Regions from separate parts of the Homo sapiens genome. Here all the other regions are linked to region 3. A link is a loop called in an ENCODE intact Hi-C map of the cell type or tissue named here. Cell type or tissue: GM12878. All regions are shown on one strand. Links, peaks and the distances in the headings refer to the core of each region. The heading gives the core; the rest is flanking DNA.

Region 1 (7,843 bases), core at 1,527-6,526, 190 kb before region 3:
ATTAACGTATTTCTGCGTTTGTTTCCTTGTCTGGAAAATGGATTCAATAGTAACTTCTAGACCTTACTTATAAGGATGTTGAAAACAAAATCTGCAAAACTTGACTCAAGTGGCTTCTCTCATCGTAGAGAAATGAAAACAGTATGGGGAGCTGGATTGACAGCTGTAAAGGATATAGCCTTTTGAGTAAAATACAAGAAGATAGTCTTTGCTCCCAAGCTTGCTCAAAGAGCTATGCCTCAAAGCACCTAAGAAACACCATGTTTGTCCAATTCAAGGAAATGAACCCACCATGGTCAGAATGAATTTCAATTCCAATTCTCAATTTGAAGTTACTGTGGTGTTCAGATGATATAGACAAATAGACAGACGAGAAGAACTCAGCTCTAAATTTAAATAAATAAAATCCTAATTTATGAAATACAAGACCTAGAGAGTCTATCTGAATTTCAAAAGAGATAATTTTAAGACAGAAATAGATGATGTAATTGCATCAGCCTTGTTATTTTCAAAAATCATCCAAACAGTAACTAGACTAAAATCTATGTCGATAAAATATAGACACCAATGGATGACACTCCACAATGGTAGACTCTTAAAGATACAGAGTGACATTTGAAGACATTTACCACTTTTGAAAGCTGAAATTAAATAATCTCAGAGTTGAAGAAGGTCCTTTCATGTGACCTAGCCTCCTCTGTCCCTTAATATCCTCTGCATGATACCACACAAATATTGTCAAGAATGACCATAAATGTCTCTTATACCTTTGTTCTCTCTTGAGGGTAAAATTCTTCTCCAGTCTGTTGCATTTTGTTCTTATATAAAGGATTTTGTGGAAAACATGGTGTTTTTGAAATAAAAAAAAAATGACTAATTTATATGACGCCTATCAGTGATCTGATTTCACAGACAGAGCTTACATTTAAAAAAACATGTGCACGCTCCATAGGACAAAAACCACTCTTTGTGCAGAACATCAGACTATTGTAAGAATTGCTTGAAAAGATGAGGTTTGAATGGGAGCATTTGTCAAGTCAATGGATTTCATTGCATCTTGAAAAGAAAAATTAAGAACTCAGTGAAAGGATTTATATTCTGTGCTTGCAGAGTTAGTTTTGCCTCACACACATTATTTCCCCCATCCACAGACACATCGTGGAAGGCAGGGTTTTTTTATACTTTTGTTTCATGTTCTATCTCGATTTCAGACAGTTTTATCCACTACTAAATGCTTACACTATAGTGTAACTGCTACTATGTGTCTTCCAGATAAGCTATAATTCTATTGAGAACAAGAACTACAGTCATGTGGCACATAATGATGTTTTGGTCATCAATGCGCTACATATACAATGGTGGTCCTATATGATTATAATATTTTATTCTTACTATACCTTTTCTATGTTTATTTTAAATTATTATTATGATTATTTTTTGAGACAGGGTATTGTTCTGTCCCCCAGGCTGTAGTGCAGTGGCACGATTATGGCAGCCTCAGCCTCCTGGGCTCTCCCACCTCAGCCATCCTAGCAGATGGGACTACAGGTGTGTGCCACCATGCCTGGCTAATTTTTTTGTAGGGATAGAGTTTTGCCATGTTGCCCAGGCTGGTGTGGACTCCTAGATTCAAGTAATCCATCTGCTTTGGCCTTCCAAAGTGTTGGGATTACAGGCATGAGCCACTGCACCTGAACTTTTATACATTTAGATATGTTTAGATACACAAATACCTACTATTGTATTACAATTGCTGACAGTATTCAGTACAGTAACATGCTGTGTGGGTTTGTAGCCTAGGAGCAATGGGTTATACCATATAGCTTAGGCGTGTAGTAGGCTATGCCATCTAGATATGTGTTAGTACACTGTATGTTGTTCACACAATGATGAAATCACTTAACAATATATTTCTCAGACCGTATTCCCATCATTAAGCAACACACGGCTATATATTGTAGTCTTCTTTTGTTGATCTCTTAGCTCTTAGATAAGGGCATACCACAAGAAGGAAGTTCTGCATTTATTGGAGATATATATATATATATATCCAATATTTATCTATTTATATATATATCTGTATTTATATATGTCTGTATTTATTGGATATATATATATACACACACACACAATTATAGATATATAAATATAAATTGGCATATGGATAAGTGGATGGAATATAAATCTAGTTTTAAATTTTTTACAAATGTTTTCAGAAGCAGCCACCATAATAAATTTCAAATTATCATTCCTGTGTCTTATGTTTATTACTTTTACATAGATCCATAAAAATATATAGTATTATTTTTATACTTTCAAAATACGTGTTTCTTTTTTCTTCTGTAGCTTGCTTTTACTCAAGAGATTCTAATACATTTCTTCTTACTGCTCAGTAGTATTTTAATGTATAAATATAACATACTTTTATATGATAGAAGTTGGAGTTTTGTTCTCTATTTTTTACTATTAACAACATGCTGCTATACATATATTTATACATGTCTCAAATTACACAGGAAAGTGAGTTTCTCTAGAGAATATCCCTAGGAGTGAGATTGCTGTGCCATAGGGTGTACATATGCTCAATATGCTAGAGATTGCCAGACGCTCCTTCATAATGGTTATTCAAATTACGTTCCTATGGATTCTCATTGTATAAAACTGCAGTTTTCCAACACGAATTCTTAGCCTTTTGAGTAAAATACAAGAAGATAGTCTTTGCTCCTGAGCTTGCTCAAGGAGCTACATCTCAAAGCACCCAAGAAACTTCATGTTTGTCCAATTGAAGGAAATGAACCCACCACGGTCAGAATGAATTTCAATTCCAATTCTCAACTTGAAGATACTGTGGTGTTCAGTTGCCACAGTCAAACATTTTCTTTCTCCTTTTCCTCAACTGTCTCTAGCCCATTCCTTATATATACAGGTTCTGGCATAATTGAAAGTTATCATTAATGACAAAAAATGGTTACATTTATCCAAATGTGATCAGTGTTAGCAGGACTGATCGTGTCCCTATTCACCTGCTCCCACTCTTCCTGTGTTCTAAGAGCCTTAGTATCCTTTTACATTATGCTGTGCATTAACAGCATTACAGGGTGGACAACATGGCTGCTGAGGTGCTAAGGTTGTTATAACCAGAGGTTTCAATTTACTGCCTCTATGTGCAATTTATTAAAAGCTATAACGTCTTAGAATAAAGCTTAATAAAACAAATCAAACCCTGTGTTTCCAAGACATATTTTAAAGAGAAGCTTTTATTAGGCGGTCTTTTAATTAACCATTTGCTGTCAAAAATAAACCATACCATGCAGAAATGTGGTTTCTACTGGTATGTCTTTCTCTTTCAACAGTTACTTATCACCTCAGCCTTCCTCTGAAAATAGTAACCTCTCAAAAGAGATGAGTATCACATAAGGTTTTGCATTTTTCTGTTGCCTGTCAATTTGCTTATTTTTAAATGTATTTATAACTGCATTTTTTAACAAATGAAAATTCTAGGTATGACTCTTTTATGTTGTTTATTTTCCTTTAAAGTAAATATTCTTGTGGAAATAAAACAGGAATATAACAAAGTGAATAAATCATTGATTTTTCATGAAGTGAATGCAATTTATGACCAGAGAATAGATCAATAAATGCAATACTTACCCACACCTTTGAAGACTCTCTCATTTCCTTTATCACGCACCTTTCAACCTCCAATACCTAACTGCATAATACCTAACTGCTTGCTTGGGTTTTAAATACATGAAATGCATCAAGTAAACCTTTTTCATATGAGATCAGTAAAACCCAGAAAGAAGAAATGACTCATTCAGGGTTGAACAATGAGTATAGGAATTAGCACCAGTACCGCATTCTCACATGCACCTTCAAACAGCAGGGCAGAAATAACAATCAACATTAAGCATGTACTGGGAATATGGCAGAGTAGGCAGCACCAGAAATCTGTTTTCCTATCTAGGCAATGTCAGAATCTGTCTGATATAACAGTTTTGTAAATCTGGAGTCTATTTAAGGCTTGCAACTTATAGAAGAAGAGTTGAATAATACATTTCTGCTAATTTTGGTTAATTTGAAGGTTTTGTTTTTCTTTTTCTTTTTCTTTTTTTTTTTTTTTTTTTCTTTTTTGAGACAAGGTCTTGCTTTGCCAACTAGACTGGAGTGCAGTAGTGAGATCTTGAATCACTGCAACCTCTGCCTCCCAGGCTCAAGCAATCCTCTTACCTCAGCCTCTCAAGTAGCTGGGACTACAGACACAGGCCACCATGTCCAGCTAATTTTTTTTTTTGTATTTTTTGTAGAGACAGGGTTTTGCTATGTTATCCACGCTGATCTTGAACTCTTAGACTCAAGCAAACTGCCTGCCTTGGCCTCCCAATATGCTGGGATTTCAGGTGTTCCGGTCTTATTTGAGTTTTTACCATAGTAGTAGTTAACTTACCCCACCCCTTAGCCCCATGGCATGCAGCCACATATTCCAGGAAGAACCTGCACATAGCTGCTGGGAGCCCAAGTGGGCAAAACAAAGGACCATTTTTTTTGCTAATATGAGGGATTTGGGTTCTCATCACTGATCACTGCTTCTGATCACAAGAGTTGCACATAAAGGTGGTAACCATTGGTGCCTCTCCTTTTATTGTTTCAAGCACCTCACACCCTGGCTGAGGTGTCTCCTAGGAGACTTAAAGAACTGGTGCTGGTGCCACCCCCATCTCTCTTTTTCCTTTTCCTCTTTATGGAGCCATACATTGAAGACCAAGGCACTCAAAGGCATTCTCATATATGGGTAAAATTAGAAAGTCACCACACATGCCCAGGGGAAAGCACGGACTAAGAAAAGACGTGAAAAGACCATAGGATTATACCTCACTCTAATACTTGGTACAGATATGATCCAAAAATAAAAGAAAGAAAGAAAGAAAAACTGAAAACAACAAATTCTGGGGAAGGAGAAGACCTCATTTCCAGAGCTACCACAGTATTAGATGGAAATGTCCATTTTCCAACAAAAGATTATAAGATATAAAAAGAAAAAGAAAAATATGGCTAATAAAAAGTAAAAAACAAAAACAACAGAAACTCAGCCTACAAATGAAATGCTTGGCAGAGCTACCAGACAAAGACTAGAACAACTGTCTTTACAGTGCTCCAAGAACTAATGTATGACATGAATAAAGTCAAGAAAAATGATGTATAAACAAAACAGAAAATAAAACAGTTAGAGAACCAAAAAACAATTCCAGAGCTGAAAAATACAACAACTAGAATAAAAAATTTATCTAGATGGATTCAAAGGCATATTTCATCAGGCAAAAGTAAGAATCAGAGAATTTGAAGATAAGACAACCAAAATTATCAAGCCTGAGGAACAGAAAAGAAACTGAAAAAAGTGAACAGAATTTAAAAGACCTGTGGGACACCATCCAACAGGTGAATATGCACACTGTGTGAGTTCCAAAAGAATAGGAAAAAATGAAGGGAGAATATTTGAAGAAATAGCGGCAGAAATTTTGCCAAATTTAATAAAAGACATGAATATAAATATTCTCAAAAGCTCAATTAACTTTATGTAGGATTAACTCAGAGACCCCCATGGAGAGACACAATCAAATTGTCAAAATCCAAAGACAAAGAGATTCTTGAAAGCAGAGAGAGAGAAGCAACTCATCCCATACAAGGGACCCTCAATAAAGTTATATGTAGATTTATCATCAGAAATTTTTGAGGGGAGAAGGTAGTGGGTTGATACATTCAAAGTGCTAAAAGACAACAACTGTCAACCAAGAATTTTATATCTGGCAAAATTGTCCTTCAAAAGAGAGGGGGAAATGAAGACTTTCCTAGATAAACAAAAGCTGAGTGAGATTGTTACCATTCCACCTGTCCTGCAAAAAATGCTCAGGGAGACCTGCACGTTGAAATGGAAAAAACAAAACAAAACAAAACAAACAAACAAACAAAATCATTATAAAGTAACTCATTAAAAGAAATAAATACCTGAGTAAAATAAATACATAGGCAATTATAAAAGCTAGCATTATTGCAGTAATAGTGTACAATTCCATTTTTTGCATGATTTAGTAGACTAATACATCAAAAGTTGTAAGTCTAAAAGCTAGTATTACTGTATCTTTGGTTCGTAACTTCACATTTTGTTGTCTATATAATTTAAGAGAATAACACATTAAAAGTTTTTAATGTATTTGAATACACACTCTATGAAGATGTATTTTTATTAACACCTGAAAGAGGTATGGTTAGGGCTATTAAAGGTGCAGATTTTTAGTATATTATTCAAGTTAAATAGGTATAAATTCACATTTGTAATACATGTAATAACTCTAGGATGTGAAATGTAATCCCTCATTGTAACTACAAAGAAAATACCTACAAAATATAAATAAATGGAAACTAAATGTTTCACTGAAAGAAAATCAACTAAACACATAAAAGACAGTAATACAGAAAATGAGGAATAAAAAGCTCTAAGACATAGATAAAACAAATAGCAAAGAGCAGAATAAGTCTTTTATCAGTTGTTGCTTTAAATATAAATGAATTACACTCTTCAATCAAAATTCAGAGATTGGTAGAATGCATAAACACAGATGACCCAATAATATGTTGTCTATAAGAGACTTAATTTATAACCAAAAATCCAAATTGGTTGAAAGTGAATGTGTGGAAAAGAATATTTCATCCCAATAGTAATACTACAATATTTCATGAAATAGATATTTCATGGCTATACTACTATCATATAAAATAAAATCTAGGGCAAAAACATTTATAAGAGACAAGGACATTTTATATAAGTAAAATATCTAATATAGCAAGAATATATAAGAATAAAAATATGTGTGCATCTTATATTAGACTATCAAAATATATTAAGCAAAAATTGACAAAATTGAAGGGAGAAATAGTGAGTTCTACAATAATACTTGAAGACTTATAAACCTCTTTTTAAATATAAAATAGAACAACTAGACAGAAGATAAGGATATAGAGAACTTAAACAACACAACAAATTAACTAGATCCTAAAGACATATACGTAATAATTCTACCCAACAAAAATAAAATACACACTCTAGGGTACACATGAGTCATTTTCCAAGATAGACCATATGTTGGTCCTCAAATTAAGTTTCAACAGATTAAAAAAATAGATATCAGACAAAGTATATTTTTCAATCACAAACAGATAAAACTAGAAGCCAGAAATAAAATATAAACTAGAAAATTTACAAATTTGTGGAATTTAACCACACACTCGAATAATCAGAGACTTAAGACACAAATTACAAGAGAAATTAAAAAACACTTAGAGACAAATAAAAACAGGAACGCAACACATCAAAACTTATGGAAAATAGAGAAATTGCTGCTAAGGGAGAATTTTATACTTATAAGCATTTACAGTAGAAAAAAGATATCAAATCAATAACCACTTAAATAAATAGAAAAAATGCATACTAAACCTAAAAATAGCATAAATAAAGAAATAATAAATACTAGGGCAGAGATAAAAGAAATACAGAGTAGAAATGTTTTAGAGGAAATCAGTGAAAGCAAAAGTTGGTTTTTGAAAATATTAAGATTGAGAAACCTTTAGCTCTCTGGACTAAGGAAGAAAGGAAAGACTGAGATTGCTTAAATAAGAAATGAAAGTGTAGGGGTGGCTGGCAAGATGGCTGAATAGGAACAGCTTCAGTCGGCAACTCCCAGTGAGATCAATGCAGAAGGCAGGTGATTTCTGCATTTCCAACTGAGGTACCCGACTTATCTCTTTGGGACTGGTAAGGCAGTGGCTGTAGCCCACGGAGGGCAAGCAG
Region 2 (7,843 bases), core at 1,527-6,526, 210 kb before region 3:
TGCCCCGGATGACACTGCCCTGACTGGCTCTTATTTCAAAGCATGCTTTGGTGGGAACGGTATGCCATATATTATGCCTCTCTTGCCATTTTAATTTTCTTTTATTGCATCTTGTCAGGAGCTTAATAACTATACATTGAATAAAATAAGACATCACACACATATATTAATTACAACAATGTTAAGAAATATTGTGTCTCTGCTATCAGAGGTGGCAATTTTAAATTAATGGAATTTTAAAACATCATTTGCCAACTTTGCTTTTTTCAGGATACATGTTATAAATATAAATATGTTATAAATATATATTTTTTTATTCTCTAAGAGGGTAGCTATTATTTTGGAGGAGGGGAACTGGTGACCTTCTGCCACGGAATTATGATGAATGCTAGGATGTGAGAACTGTTCAAAGGGTTCTATCATCAAGTTTCACTTGCATGTCTAATCTAGTCCTTGGCAGATACCTTTTTAGATTGCTGCAGAGAAAGTGAGGCACTCTGGCTTTTTCGATTTATCTTTGTCATTTGTCCCACGATGCATTGTTTTCCTGCAAATGATCTCTCTATTCCTTCCCTGCTGAGCTACATACTCTGGGACCTTGGCCATGAGATCTCTCTTTTCTTAAACTTGAAATTTCATATATGCAAAATGGGATTAATGATAGCTATAAAACCAAGAGTGTCCCTTTAATTAAATAAATGATACATGTAGATGCTCAAAATGTTATCAATTATTCTAAATTGTAAACTGATTTATTGCAGGGGTGTTGTCACTGAATTAAGATAGGCCCCCTGTACTATAAAACTCTCTGATCCCTGTTTCAATCAGAACATTGTACATCAGCTTATTTTAAGGGCAGTATGGCAAAGCTTTGATAAAACTGAAGTTGTTTCTCCACTTCATTGTTGAATCCAAATGCCCCCAGAGTGTTTCCTTGACCCTGAGGGTTTAGAACACACTGATTCAATCACCACCAATTGAAGGAGTTATGAAAACTCTCCCAATATTTTCTCATATTCCCATGGGGTTTGTATTTTCAGCAAGTGCTCCCATTCAGGGAGTCTGAATTGTCAAAACCATTGTCATAATAATATTTAGACGTTTTCCCTCCCCTTTCTAAATACTTTGTAATATCAATTGGGATTTCATATTTGGCCAATTAATTACTTAGAAATGTATTGTTGAATTACTAAATATTTGGGATTTCCCCAGATATATTATTGCTATTAATTCTCAATTTTGTTATGATCATTCATAGTAACTTGGCGTGTTTCCATCCATTTAAATATATTGAATATATTGATTCTTGTTTTCTTGCCTAAGAAATGGTCTATTAGGATCAAAGTATCTTTTGCACTTAGAAAAATATATACTTTATAGTTGCAAGTACTATTCTCTAAATGAATATTAGATCGAGTTAATTAACAGTGCTTTTCAGATCTTCTGCATTTGTATTTAATTTTTTGATGAATTTCTACAAATTGTGAGAGGGGATTAAAATTTCCAACTATGGGGAAAACCTTTTTCATTCTCTTTTTCTCTCTTGCTCTCATTTTCTTTTATTCTTGTTTCATTATACATTTCGCAGCTGTCTATTAAGCACCTGTACATAGTGGCTGTATCTTTCAGATGAATAATTTTCTGTATCATTGTGAAACATCCCTGTATATCTCTGGTGACGATTTTTGTCTTGAAGTCCCTATATGTGGTGTTAATAAAGCTATCGCAGCCATCTTTTGCTAATTGTTTTCATGGTTTATTGTTTTCATTTACTTATTTTCAAGCTACTTATGCTTTATATGTTCCTCTTTTAAATACTAAGGATTGACTGTGTGCCTTTGTCCACTGATAGTCTCTGATTTTTAATTGGAATGTTGTAGAATATTAATATTTAATTACTGATATGGTTATATGTAGGCCTACCATCCTATTAATCATTTTCTGATTGTTCCTCCGTTTTTTGTTACTTTCTTTTTTGCCGTGTTGTATGTTTCTCTGAATATTTTAGTACACCATTTTAATACATCCATTGAATTTCTTTCTCCATTTTTTCATATTTTATTTACAATATGAATTATAAATTATATACTTAAATTTGAACAATTTATTTAGACTTAATGTTAACTGACTTCACCTAAGTTAGAGATAATTCATAACATTTGCTTAAATAGTGGTCATAATATAATAAATAAATTGAAGGGGAAAATACTTTTTTGCATTTACCTAGATATTATCGTTTGAGATACTGTTGCTTCATTTAAAGATTCAAGTTTTCTTTGGATATCATTTTTTTCCATCCTGTAGAAATTATTATACAGCGAATCTGCTGGTAGCAGTATCTGTTAGTACCCCCTTCTCTTAAATATATGTGTTTTACTTTTATTTGAAGGATATTTTTGCCATATATAGAATTCTTGATTTACAGTGTTTTATTTCATTTTCTCTTTTCAGGCTTTTCTACATGTTGAGGCACATTAGTTTTTATCTCTATAATTCGTTTTTGGAAAATATCATCATTTGAATTATTACTTCACTATATACAACATGTTGCTTTTTTCTGTATGGGTCCCTGAGGCTTTGTTTATTTTATTATTTTATCTTTTTTATCTGTTCTTCAACTCGGATAATTTGCATTTATATTTATTTACAATCACTGCTTATGCTTTTCTGTGCTATTTTCATCCTGCTATGGATGCCATCTAGTCATTTTTTAAAATTTTTTGTTCTAAAACATACATTTTCATCTGAATATTTTTCTCTAATGAGATTTCCTATTGTTTCATTTAGTTTTGTCTGTCTTCCTTTACCTTATGGAATATAGTTTAGAATAGCTGTCCTAAAGTCTTTGACTCATAATTCCATCATTTGTGTCATCTCAGGGAATACTTTTTTTGTCTTTTATCTTGAAACCATGTCACATTTCCCTTGCTCTTTGTTTGTTGAGTACATAATGTATATAAAGTTACATTATAACAATGTTATTATATAACATATATAATATATATAACATATATAATATAATATTATATTATATATAATATATATATTTTGTTAATAACAATATAATATAATGTTATTATATTATAACATTATAGACATTATGACTTTTTTCTGTGGTTTTAAAATTTCTGTGTAATACTTTGCTAAATAATAATGTATTACCAGATCATCAATGCAAGTTCAGACAAGTTCTGTCTCATCTCTGCGAGTGTTGTTGAAATCTCAATTCACTTCCAGAGTGTTTGCTATTTTGGTTTGAGTCTGTGCTATGTAGGCATAGTTCAGATATTTGCTTGATATATATGAGAATTGTTTAAATCTCAATTCAGTTCTCATGCTTTTGCCATGTTTTCTGGCTTGAGTCTGCTCTGCGCATGCCTGTTTTAGTAAGCTCACACTCCTGCAAGTGCAACCATACTTAGTAAGCCTTTTCTCAGCTGATTTGCATGAATGCAGAACTGCCTCACGAATGCAGAAATCAGAGGTTAGGCTGAGAGATATGTTGGTTCATACACAGAATTGGGAGTTCACTTCTCTGTCTCTCTCTTCTGAGATTTTCTTATCAAACTCCTGGCTGCTTTCCAGCAGCTGGGGCTTAAGCTTGGGGAAAAGTCCACAGAGAAAAGAAAAACCAAAATGAATAAGCAAAAACAAAACAGTAAAGGAGATTGTGCCTCATGTAAGTCAGATCTCCACCATCCACTTGCTTTTGTTTAGTTTGCAGAGACCGCTCACTGTGGTCTGAATGCTGTGTCCCCCCACATATATATGTTGAAATCCTAACCCCTAAAGTGATGTTATCAGAAGGTGGGGACATTTGGGAAGTTATTAGGTCATGACGGCAGCATCTTCCAAGAGGGAATTCGTGCCTTTACATAACAGGCCCCAAAGAGGACAAGGAGGAATGGGCCCCAACCAGATACTAAATCTGCTGGCACCTTCATTTCGAACTTTCCTGCCTCCAGAACTGTAAGAAATAAATTTCTGCTCCTTATAAGCGACCCAGTCTATGGTCTTTTGTTGCAGTAGCTCCAACAGACTAAGACACCTTATTGGTTTTAAGTTTTATTTTCCAGAGACTTTAGCTGTAACCAGCAGGAGGAAAGGACTTGCTTGAGTCTTTCACTTCTGTAATGAAGTCAGAACCTTTAACTAATATTGTAACTAAGATTACAATTTTAGAATATTTATGTTATCCACAAAATTATTCTTAGTTTTCCCACCGTTGCTTGGTCTTTCTAAATGCTTCATCTCTGTTTAACTGCTCCAATCACTTCACGTTCTCAAAAGGGATAATTAGTTCATGGCCCATGAATATTCTTTTATTGTGGCTTGGTTTTATGCTCACCTCACGCCTCTTACACATGGCGTGTTATCCACTAGGGCCAGTGTACACAGTGATCTCAATTGATCTGCATATGTATGCAATATGCTTATCTGTAAGTCTCAGCACACAGGTAGGGAGCTAGAGTAATGTATGCCTTGGTCAACAGAACCATTAATACACTTTAATAGTCTGTGCATTCCAGGAGTATGCTTTTTATTGCAGAGCATGGTAAAGACCAGGAGGAAAAGGAAAGAAGGGAAAGAGAACTAATAACCTACTGAGTGCCTGCTACGTATTACACCAAGGCAGGAACTTTAAACGTGCCATTTTACTTAATCCTCAAAAAGACCCCAGTTAATACACTGTTAGACTCATTTATAAGCAGAAAAAATTTGGATCTCACTTGAGTGAAAAACTATTCCTAGGTAATATAATCAGAATATAAAAGATATAAAATTCCATTTAAAAGTATAAGATTCCCAACCTCAGCAGGATGAGGTGGATCACGCCTGTAATCCCAGCACTTTGGGAGGCTGTGGCGGGCAGATCACAAGGTCAGGATTTCGAGACCAGCCTGACCAACATGGTAAAAGCCTGTCTCTAATAAAAATACAAAAATTAACTGGGTGTGTTGGCACGCGCCTGTAATCCTAGCTACTCAGGAGGCTGAAGCAGGAGAATCACTTGAACCTGGGAGGCAGAGGTTGCAGTGAGCCGAGATCATGCCACTGCAGTCCAGCCTGGGTGACAGAGCAGGACTCCGTCTCAAAAAAAAAAAAAACAAAAAAAAAAACCCACAAATATCCTTCAACAAAACATATATGAACAAATTGTGGTATATTCCAAACCTCACAGTCTTTATCTTAAAATAGTAGTCCATCCAGAGTATAATAAATGGTATTTCCAAAAAAAAGTAAAGGTGTTGATTTCATCTCACGCTATGTCACTTGTGTGTAAGTTATATAATAATGTGGCAGAATATTATCCTCCTAACGAGTGAATATTCCAACTTCAGATTAGGTATTGTGATGCTGGTTGAACTTACTATCTGTAGAAAACTCAGTTAAATTTCTTAACCTTAAATAGAGTTTTTGTGAAGACTAATTTAGAAAATGCATTTAGCATAGTGTCAGGTGCATTACTAACATTAAATAAGTGTATTTTATTTTGTATTATTATTGAATAAAGGTATGAATTGATCAGTGATTCATTATTATGGATTGTTCAGGTAAATCTCCTGGATAATTTTTTTTTACATTTATCCAGGTCCCAACCATAGCACTTGGCAGGCAGTACACCTGGGATTCAGACTCCTGTATTTCAGAGGAAAACATATTTCTTTCAGGTGATTCTAATTATTAAACTTGCTTAAATTCCACTTCAATTAAGAGAACCAAAAAGTACCTTCTATCTTGGAAAGTCTATGATTTAAATGATTAGTGTGGGATGTTTGGGGAAGCTTTCATGAAGATGTTAAGTTGCTCTTTGCTTTGTAATATAGACATAAAATTTCTATGTGTAGTATTAAATATAAAACTCATATTAATATTACTTTTTTATTTGTATAGAAAATTTAAAGGCACCCATAGATCATGATTATAAGAAAAAAACCCAAAACCTTTGAAAATAGTCAAGGACTATAATTCAAAGCAAAGTTTTCATGTATGAGCATTTTGAGTGTTTGCTTTTTTTTTTTTCTTATTTCAAACATCACATTCCTTTTCCACCTGCTCCACCTAGATAATGTCTGCAAGTTCAGGAAGACAGTACTTAACTACAGGGGACAAAGAGGTCACCCACTTAGAAAACCCACTTCCCATATTTACCTCTGAGGCAATATATTAGATTTTTCATAGGAAAACTTTAAAAATTAAAAATTAATGAGTAAAAAATGCTCATTAATAAATCCCAACTGCCTATTTCTTAGAAGGCTTAAAATTAGCACAGTTTGAATTTTCTATTGTCTCCAAATTCTATTCCACTAAGCGTCTGTAAAAAAAAACTGGGGTAGGCAAGGTGACTCATGCCTGTAATGCTAGTGGGAGGTCGAGGTGGGTGGATCACTTGAGGTCAGGAGTTCAAGACCAGCCTGGCCAATATGGTGAAACCCTGTATCTACTAAAAATATGAAAACTAGCCGGGCGTGGTAGCAGGTGCCTGTAGTCCCAGCGACTTGGGAGGCTGAGCCAGGAGAATCGCTTGAACCCAGGAGGCGGAGGTTACAGTGAGCCGAGATTGTGCCACTGCACTCCAGCCTGGGCAACACAGTGAGATTCAGTCTCAAAAAAAAAAAAATTGTAGGAAATTTTTCTGTGTGTGTGTGTGTGTGTGTGTGTGTGTGTGTGTGTGTGTGTGTTTTAATCCACCTCAAAAAATGCTGGGCAAAAGCAAACTAAAGTCTACCTGTTTGTCAGAAAATATAACAAAGATAAGAAACCAAACACCTGAACTGTTTGTGGAAATTCCTCCTGTAAAGAGTTTGACATGGCCAGGTGCAGTGCCCCACACCTCAGCTGTAATTCCAGCACTTTGGGATGCTGAGGCAGGCGGATCACTTGAAGTCAGGTGTTCAAGACCAGCCTGGCCAACATGGTGAAACCCCGTCTCTACTAAAAATACAAAAATTAGCTGGGCATGGTGGTGCGTGCCTGTAATCCCAGGTACTTGGGAAGCTAAGAAGGAAAATCACTTGAACCTGGGAGGCAGAAGTTGCTGTGAGCTGAGATCGAGCCACTGCACTCCAGCCTGGGCAACAGAGTGAGACTCTGTCTAAAAAAAAAGAGTTTGATACATGTGGGCATATAAACTTTGATTTTCCATTTTGTAAATATTTATTTTGAAGAAATTATTATATTTATATTTACTGCAAAAAATATATGTATGTATTATAAATACTTAAAAAAAAGGCACACAATCTATCACCAATTCAGAAAGCAGAGAGTAAAAGGAAGTATATTTAAAACATGTGAAACAAAATAGCTATCCTCAGACTACAAACAGGGATACTATTCATTTGTTACTATGTAAATTTCCAAAACATGTATACTACCAGAAGCATTGCTAAGTCAAATGCTTAACAATTTATCCTACTAAATCCTTTATACACATACTTCAATTTTTTTAGACAAACGTACAAATGCACATTGCACTCTTGCTTATATTTTATCAAAACCCCTAAATCTTTTAAAAAGTATTGTCAATTATGATAGATTTTTACTATGGAATTCTAAATAAACATACAATTTATTCGTGGGAAAAAATATTGCATTTAAGGAAAAGTCTTCCAACATATTATGTAGTGAAAAAGCCTTTATAATTATGCAAGCAAAGTGAAGTTGCCTTAAAAATTGTTTTTAGTTGTTAAATCAATAATTGGCTATTAAAAATGGGCAAGATATTTGAATAGACATGTCTCCAAAGACATACAAAAGGCCATTAAGCCCATGAAAACATGCTCAACATCATGAATCCTTAAAAAAATGCAAATCAAAACTATAATGAAATAGCATCTTTCAC
Region 3 (7,843 bases), core at 1,060-6,059:
CAGCCCTAAGAAACAACATATTTTATAACAAAAGATATTTAAAACATCAGTTCTGGTGGCTAGCAGTTCAAAATCAAGATGTTGGCTAGGCCATGCCCCTGTGAAAACTCTAGGAGAATCCTTACTTACTTCTTCCCAGGAAGCTTTGGTATCCCTTGGCTTGAGCCTTCCTATAAGTCCAATCTCTGTTCATTGTCAATGGTGTTCTTCCTGTGTTTCTGTGTTTACATGGTCATCTTCATATAAGAATACAATTCATATTGGATTAAGGGCTCACTTTGTTCCAGGATGACATTATCTTAACTCATTACATCTGCAACGACCCTTTTTCCAAATCAGGTCACATTCTAAGACACTAGGAGTTAGGGCTTCAACTTAACATTTGTGTGTGTGTATGTGTGTGTCTGTGTGTGTGAGTGTGTGTGTTACAATTTAGTCTATAATAGTTAGTATTAAGAATTAGTAAAACATACTTTTGTATCATTATCTCACAAGGTGTCCCAAATGGCTCTTCTCTATACTCTTTCCGAATGTTAAGACCCAATGCCAGGTCTCTCTCGTTCAGCAGATTTCTCTAATGCTCTAAAACACAAAATTTGCTCCCTTCTAGGAAATCCGGTGTTATTGAAAATCTAAACCTTTAGCCTTTGTTGCCATTGGTGGCTAGTGATACCATGTCAAGATTAGCACAGAAAAGCATAACCACTGTAATCACTGGGATACACGGATCACACATACACACACACACACTCACATGCACACACACATATGGTTTAAAATTAGCTATTGATCTTAAGTAGTGGTGGGAGCTTATTAAACAGTCTTTTTGAGGTGGCCATTTCTGGGGCAGGTATTAGAAACTAAAATCTAAAGGGGCAGGTAGACAAAAGTTGAATGGTGCAAACAATGGCAAAGTGGAATCTGCAAGGTTGTTCTGGTACCCATGGTAAACAGGAACTGGGGTCAGTCTCTCATTGCCTCTAAGCTTCCACCTTCTATGACACAGGTGTACTGGAGGAGAAAGTGATGCATTTCATCATGAAACTAAATATCTACTTGACCCAGAAACTGAAAAGTTGAAGGCGGGCATCCAATAGCGGTCGTTGATCTACAGCCCTATATCAACCAGGTGGGATAACAGGTGACCGACGCCATACTCGAGCTTCAAAAGTACCTGTGTACTACTCTCAGCCGTCTGAATCTAAATACAAAAGGTGACTCCTGGTTCTCTTTGTCTTCCCAATCTATTACAAGATTTCTCCTGTACTCTGCCACATGTACAACAAATATCCAGAAAAGAGAATTCTGGAAACCACAGTTCAAGCCTAATTAAGTTGATGTAATACAAATCTACCACGCTAATGATCTTTTAATGATTTAAAGTACAGCTGCTTTCTTTCTTTGTTGATTTATTATTTAATTGAATGAATACTCATTACTCACATTATTTCTTTAATAATCTGTAATATGTATGAATTCAGCTGGAATTAATAAGACATGGTCCCTTGAGTCATACAACTTCTAGTCCATCAAAGAAACAGATGTACAATCATATAACTAGCACACAATTTAATTATGTTGTTAATAAATGCTTTTATAATGGTATATACAAAGTGGTATAGAAGCTTAGAGAAAACGGTGACCAACACTGTCCTGAGGTAATAAGGAAAGTTTCACAAGGAAAATATTTTTGTTTGCCTGCATTGATACAAAAGAGTCATCTTCAAGCTCTGAGATTCTTTCCTCAGCTTGGTGAATTCTGTTGTCAATATTTCTAATTATGAAATTCCTATAGTGAACTTTTCATTTCCAGAAGTTCAGTTTGGTTCTTTTTTAAAATGGCTGTGTCATCTTTCAACGTTTAGATCATTGTGTCCTCTTCATTGGATTCAGTTTCAACCTTCTTCTGTATCTTGTTGAGCTTGCTTGTCATCCAGATTCCGAATTTTATGTCTCACGTTTCAGCCATTTCAACGTGGTAAGAACTATTGCTAAAGAGCTTGTATGATCACTTGGAGATAAGAAGACACTCTGGCTTTTAGAGTTGCCAAAGTTCTTGTATGGGTTTTTTCTTATCTGTGAGGACAGATGATCCTTTATCCTTTGATGTTACTGTCCTTTGGATATGGCTTTTTGCTTTTATGTTCTTTTTTTGCCCTTGAGTTTTGACTGTGGTACGAGATAAGCATAGTCAAATGGCTTTGTTTCTGGTTGCTTTCACAGACCCAAGGCTCATCTTGGCACTCCTGGGTTATGTGCTCTAACACGGGGGTGCCGGGACAAGGCCCACAGCTTTGTTCCCTTGAGGTTGAAAACTGGCTATTGTGGGGGAGCACCAATGTGCTCCCAGACCACTGGCAACAGCACTCTGCTGAGGGTTGTGGATGAAAGTGCTCTGGTAGGGTGGCAATGAGGTCATAGGTGAAAGTGCTCCAGTGGGTCATCAGCAAAATTGCTTCAGTGAGGCAGCGGGGGTCACCAGTGAAAGTTGTATAATGGTGGCCACTGGCAAAAGCACTCTGGGAGGGCAGCTGAGGCTGCACTGTGAGCCAGTGTGGCCAGACAGGGACTCAGAGAAGCTGGTGACAGGGGGATGTGCAGATTAGACGTGCTCTGGTCCTGCAAGAAACAGCCCTGCTCTGTCCATGTCCACCAGTGAACAAAGGCCAGAACTATCTGGAGGAGTATGGAGAGCCTTGATGGGCGCCTATAGCTGTGTTCCACTGCAGCTGTCCCCGTGCCAAACCACCTGGGCTCCAGGTGGATTTGAGCTCTGTCTGTCTGCTCTCTGGGCCATTTCCCTGCCAACTCAAATGTCTGTGGGGGTTATGGGGGCTCCTGCAGCTAGGATTCTGGAAGTCCATGGTGGGAAGGGACCACTCTGCATTTATTTCACTCAGCTCTTCTTTAGGAGCCATTCAAGCCTAGAGATTTTGTTTTGTTTTGTTTTAGCTCTGAAAGTCTTTTGTGCTGGGAAACCCCTCAGTCCTGGGCAAACCTGAATGTTTAAGAACATTCTTCCTTCTCTGAGTGAAAAACCTAAATTGTATTCTTTAAGGAAATTTTTACAAAAAGGATTATATATTCTAAAGATCCTTGCTCCATGGGGAAAAGGGCACCTTTTTAAGATGCAAATAAAATCAGCTTTTTGTTTTGGAGACTTTCTCGACTACTTTCACTGAGAATTGAAGCTGCCTTATTTGGTGTCTCCAGAATCCCAGACCTGGCCAAGGGAAGAGCGCCCTCTATGAGTAGAGCTATGCCTATGCAGGCCATAAAGCTAAAGTAGACCTGTCCAAGTATAGCTTTTTCTACTGTGAGCATTCTTTTTTTTTTTTTTTTTTTTGTATTATGACTTCATTTACTTTGTAATATAATTTTTAGATACCAATTGGCATTTTTCCTGGGAACATAATTTGGTGACTCAGCCAAGTGTAAATGTAAAAAAGTGTTAATGTGTTAGGAATCAACTTTTTTTTTTTTCTGCAGAAGATTCAAGTAACACGACTCCTTAGCTTACTCATTTAGCACTATCCATTGTCTTCACCCAAAGTTCTCCTATTTGTGGGTCATTATGGAGGTCGTTATCCACAGACTTTCTCTGTGAATATCCAAAGATGCTTTATGCAAGCTACAAAATCACAGTAAAGGATAAGCTGTTTGGGAAATAGAGGGAGACTTTAAACCACAGTGGTGCTTACAACTCAGGCTGAGGGTTCCCGCATATGGTTGTGCATCTGGCTTTGAGGCTGGCAGAGTTGGAATCTAGTCTGCGGTCTCCTCATCAACACAGCCCCGATGGAGTTGTACCTGGCCAGAGGCGGCATCTTTCTCTAATTCAGATAAAGGTACTACATGGCATTATATAGACTAGACCAGGCCCTGGACCTTTTGTTAAGTTTGCTATATAATTCTAACTTGCAATGTATAATTTAGGATGATTTTTGGTTACAAATAGGGTAGCAGACAAATTAACAAAAACGTGAACTTTTTTACTCAGAAAGGGAATTTGCTGGAATAACAATAGAACTTACCAACAGTTTTGTAACTGGACTTCAGAAATATTAGAACCATCAAGATGCTATCCTCTTTTTATTGTGTTAGCCTTGTTCTTCTATCTTACCTCAGAACAGCTTTCTCCTCATGGCCAAAACACAACTGCCAAGAGCTGCCTAGTTTTATGTCTCACAGATTTAGTCCCAGGGAGAGAGTGATCATATTGTTTTTCCTCTGGAAGACACTCATTGCCCCAGCTTGGGTCAAGTACCCAATCGAACTTAGCTGGAATGAAGTCCCATGAAAATGTTATACCTCTAGAAACAATATAGATGGAGTAGAGGCTGGAGGAGCTGTCTCCTTGGACAAAGAGAAATACCTGTCCCAGAATGTGATCTGAATGTCAATCTGAACAATTAAGTGTCATCTCAACTATGTAAAAAAGGTAAGGCCGTGAATTAATCACAGATTTGAATTTCATTCCCTGCAAAGCAAAGTACAAAAAAATAAGTCAAAGATACATACCCACCCTAAGCCCTCAAAAGTTTCACCCCTCAATTCTAACTTGGATACTTCTTACATTTTATCCTGTTTAAATTCTGCTCGCTCCAAGGCTCAATTTCCTTTAGTAAGACTTCCCCAGTGTCATATTCTTCATTGACTTTTCTCTTCTGTCCATTTCTGAGGTACTGATAGCTTAATTCACACATTACCTCTCTTGATCATGCATTGAGCCAATTATTAATACATGACTATTAATTAGCAACAATCACCTACCTTCTATTTTCTGCATGGTGAACCAGTGCTAGGTGTACTCTCTGTAAACATGTTTAAGAATGGATTCTGGGAGACTATAACTTGGCATTGCTTTTGCAAAGAAGATTGGCTAGACTCACAGTAAGTCTAACAGATGAGTGCCAGGGAAACTTACTGTATTACTCAGAGTTCTCCGGAGAAACAGAACCAGTAGAAGATAAATAAATAGATAGATAGATAATAGTGAGAATTGGTTCACTCAATTATGGAGGCTAAGAAGTCCCATGATATGCCATCTACAAGCTTGAGAGCCAGGGAAGTTCATGGTATAACTCAGTCTGAGTCCAAAGGTCTGAGATCCTGGGAAGCTACTGTAATAAGTCCCAGAGCATAAGCTGGAGAACCTGGAGTTCTGATGGCCAAGGGCAGGACAAAATGGATGTCTCAGCTCCAGAAGAGAGGATGAACCCTCTTTTCCTCACCCTTTTTGTTCTATGTGGGCCTTCAATGGATTGGATAATGCCCACCCTCCAGCCCCCCAACAGTGGTGAAGTCAGATCTTCTTTACTCAGTCTACTGACTTAAATGTTAATCTTTTCTGAAAATACTCTTACAGACCTACCCAGAATCAGTTTCACCAACTATCTGGATATTCCTTAACCCAGCCAAGTTGATACCTAAAATTAACCACCACACTATTTTGGACTCACTGAAGTATATGCTATGGAATGACCTCAGGCTGGAAGCTGAGACACAGGTGTGGGTAACATAAGACATACGTCTCTGCCCCTCCCCCACCATAAATTGCTATAAATGAGTGGACTGAAAAGACCATTATTCTGTCTCTTCAATTTTCTACTTATGGTAACTTTTTAGGTAAAGAGGAAGTTCAGAAAACTTTTAGAAGGGGTACTTTTTGTAATTTCTAGAAGGCAGAGGTGTTTGTGTTTCAACATACATTTCCAGATGTGATGCAAGTCAGTGAATGTGATTAGAATACCAGCTCACTAATTTGAAGTAATTAAATGGAAATCAATTTAAATTGGTGGAAAAACACATTTTGAGCCATATTTAAAAGGCACAATAACTAGAATTTGACAAACAAAATGTTACAGGAAAATGCTCCACAGAGAGAACTTTGTTTAGGGAACTCTTCATGAAGGCTTGCATTAGCATATTTATTGTTAGGGTGTCAACAATGTTCCCAGAGTAATGGAAAACAATATTTTCTCTGAAGTAAAATAATGCATTCTTTTATACTTGTTACATTATTTGCATTTAATTTAACCTCTAAATGGCTTATTCTTTTGTGTAGTATTGTACTTTGCAGTTCAAAAGCATCTTCTCATTTATACCTTGCATGATCTATCAGGTAAATAAAGTAGAATTGCTAGACTTCCTCGAGCAAGAATGTGAGGCTTAAAGATAATTTATGAATTTCCTGAGACTGAAGACGTGTGAGTCATGTGATGGGATCAGAAAGCAATAGACTCCAGTTCATTCTGATACATCAAGTAACCATGGATCTGAATTACACCAATATTAAGACATTGAAGTCTAAATACATTGCATTTTTCTTTAGAGGCAAATGTTGATATACCCATAGGAAAACTGCAGGTTTAAAAATAATCCATCAGCCAGGTGCGGTGACTCATGCATATAATCCCAGCACTTTGGGAGGCTGAGGCGGGCGGATCACAAGGTCAGAAGTTCGAGACCAGACTGGCCAACATAGTGAAACCCCATCTCTACTAAAAATACAAAAACTAGCCTGGCATGGTGGCGTGTGCCTGTTGTTCCAGCTACTCAGGAGGCTGAGGCAGGAGAATCACTTGAACCTGAGAGGCAGAGGTTGTGGTGAGCCAAGATCGCACCACTGCACTCCAGCCTGGGCAACAGAGCGAGACTCTGTCTTAAAAAATAATAATAATTCATCAAATACAAAACTCTCATCACTCCTAGAATAATTCCTCAAGTTGTTAGGGACAATGTGTAGGAGGCATGATAGGCTTGGAGGAAAAACAGTCCCTCCCTGCTGATTCTGGCTGAACTAAATTGTGCTCTAAATTTTATCACATCCTTTTTTGTTGACCGATAACATCTGACTGATAACGGGGTCCCCACATAAATCTCATCTCAAACTATAATGCCTACATGTTGATGGAGGGACCCCGTGGCAGGTGATTGCATCATAGGGGAAGTTTTCTACATGCTGTTCTCATGATAGTGAGTGAGTTTTTACAAGATCTGATGGTTTTATAAGGGGCTCTTTCCTCTTGGTGCTCTCTCTTTTGCTCACTTACATGGGTAAGACATGCCTGCTTCCCCTTCCTCCATGATTGTAAGTTTCTGAGGCCTCTCCAGCCATGCAGAACTGTGAGTAAATTAAACTTGTTTTCTTTATAAATTACCCAGTTTTTGGCTGTTCTTTAGAGCAGTGAGTAAACAAACTAATACATTGACATATTACAATTGGAAAATAATAATGTATCTGGGTCAAGTTAAATATATGTAATCAAATACATATGTGTGTGTCTTTGTGTGTATATATTACATATAAGTTTGTATATATAATCATATCACATATTATGTATAGTGTCATATATGTAAAATATACTATTTGCATTATAAATACACAGTCACTTATATTTACTTAAATACATTAATGATATTTTTTTCCTTCTCCATCTAATGAAAGCAGATAATTGGACTTAATGATATTTTGAGGTTGCATTCAGTATCCTCTATCTTTTCTCTCTGTCTGTACTCCTCCGGCAGAGATGTGTTTATAGCGGAAATTGGATTTACTGTTTGCATAAACCAATATCTTTAGCTGGTGGCTGTGCAGGTCCAATTAACTCCTCTAACAATACAACTGAAATGAGGTTATTGGATTATGTTGGTAGGCAATTAAAGTTGATTGGATCAAATACTCCTTGTAAACTTATTTAAAATTAAGAAAATATATCTAAAAATACTGCATAGAATGCTGAGACATCTTGGAGAAAATTGGAAGATTTATTCATTTATCTTATATGAGGCAATGCAGCATATGGCCCCTAATTTATGCTGAGATTTTTTTCAATTTTTT

What was found. Hi-C counts contacts between places; a loop is a spot of excess contacts. Peaks named below come from ENCODE experiments on the same cell type or tissue, not always from the same donor. Only the 100,000 strongest peaks of a DNase experiment are listed, where the experiment ranks them.
Region 1: it touches region 3 in a loop (4-fold over the local background); 1 of 110 quality-filtered maps calls a loop at or near these places.
Region 2: a loop joins it to region 3, with 3 times the contacts of the local background. A loop is called at or near these places in 1 of 110 quality-filtered maps.

Annotation. Positions count from the first base shown.
Region 1 is chr10:108,011,202-108,019,044 of GRCh38, forward strand. The region is part of intron 4 of LINC01435 (long intergenic non-protein coding RNA 1435); the gene reads right to left. Among named protein-coding and RNA genes, the nearest start is that of LINC01435, 54 kb to the right of the region's middle. In GM12878, for the core only: no CTCF peak of the experiment used is centred there; DNase peaks (open chromatin) are centred at 3,428 and 3,800; H3K27ac peaks cover 781 bases.
Region 2 is chr10:107,991,614-107,999,456 of GRCh38, forward strand. The region is part of intron 4 of LINC01435 (long intergenic non-protein coding RNA 1435); the gene reads right to left. Among named protein-coding and RNA genes, the nearest start is that of LINC01435, 74 kb to the right of the region's middle. In GM12878, for the core only: no CTCF peak of the experiment used is centred there; a DNase peak (open chromatin) is centred at 3,501; H3K4me3 peaks cover 319 bases; H3K27ac peaks cover 482 bases.
Region 3 is chr10:108,201,368-108,209,210 of GRCh38, forward strand. No RefSeq gene overlaps it. Among named protein-coding and RNA genes, the nearest start is that of LINC01435, 140 kb to the left of the region's middle. In GM12878, for the core only: a CTCF peak has its summit at 3,234; DNase peaks (open chromatin) are centred at 3,009 and 3,244.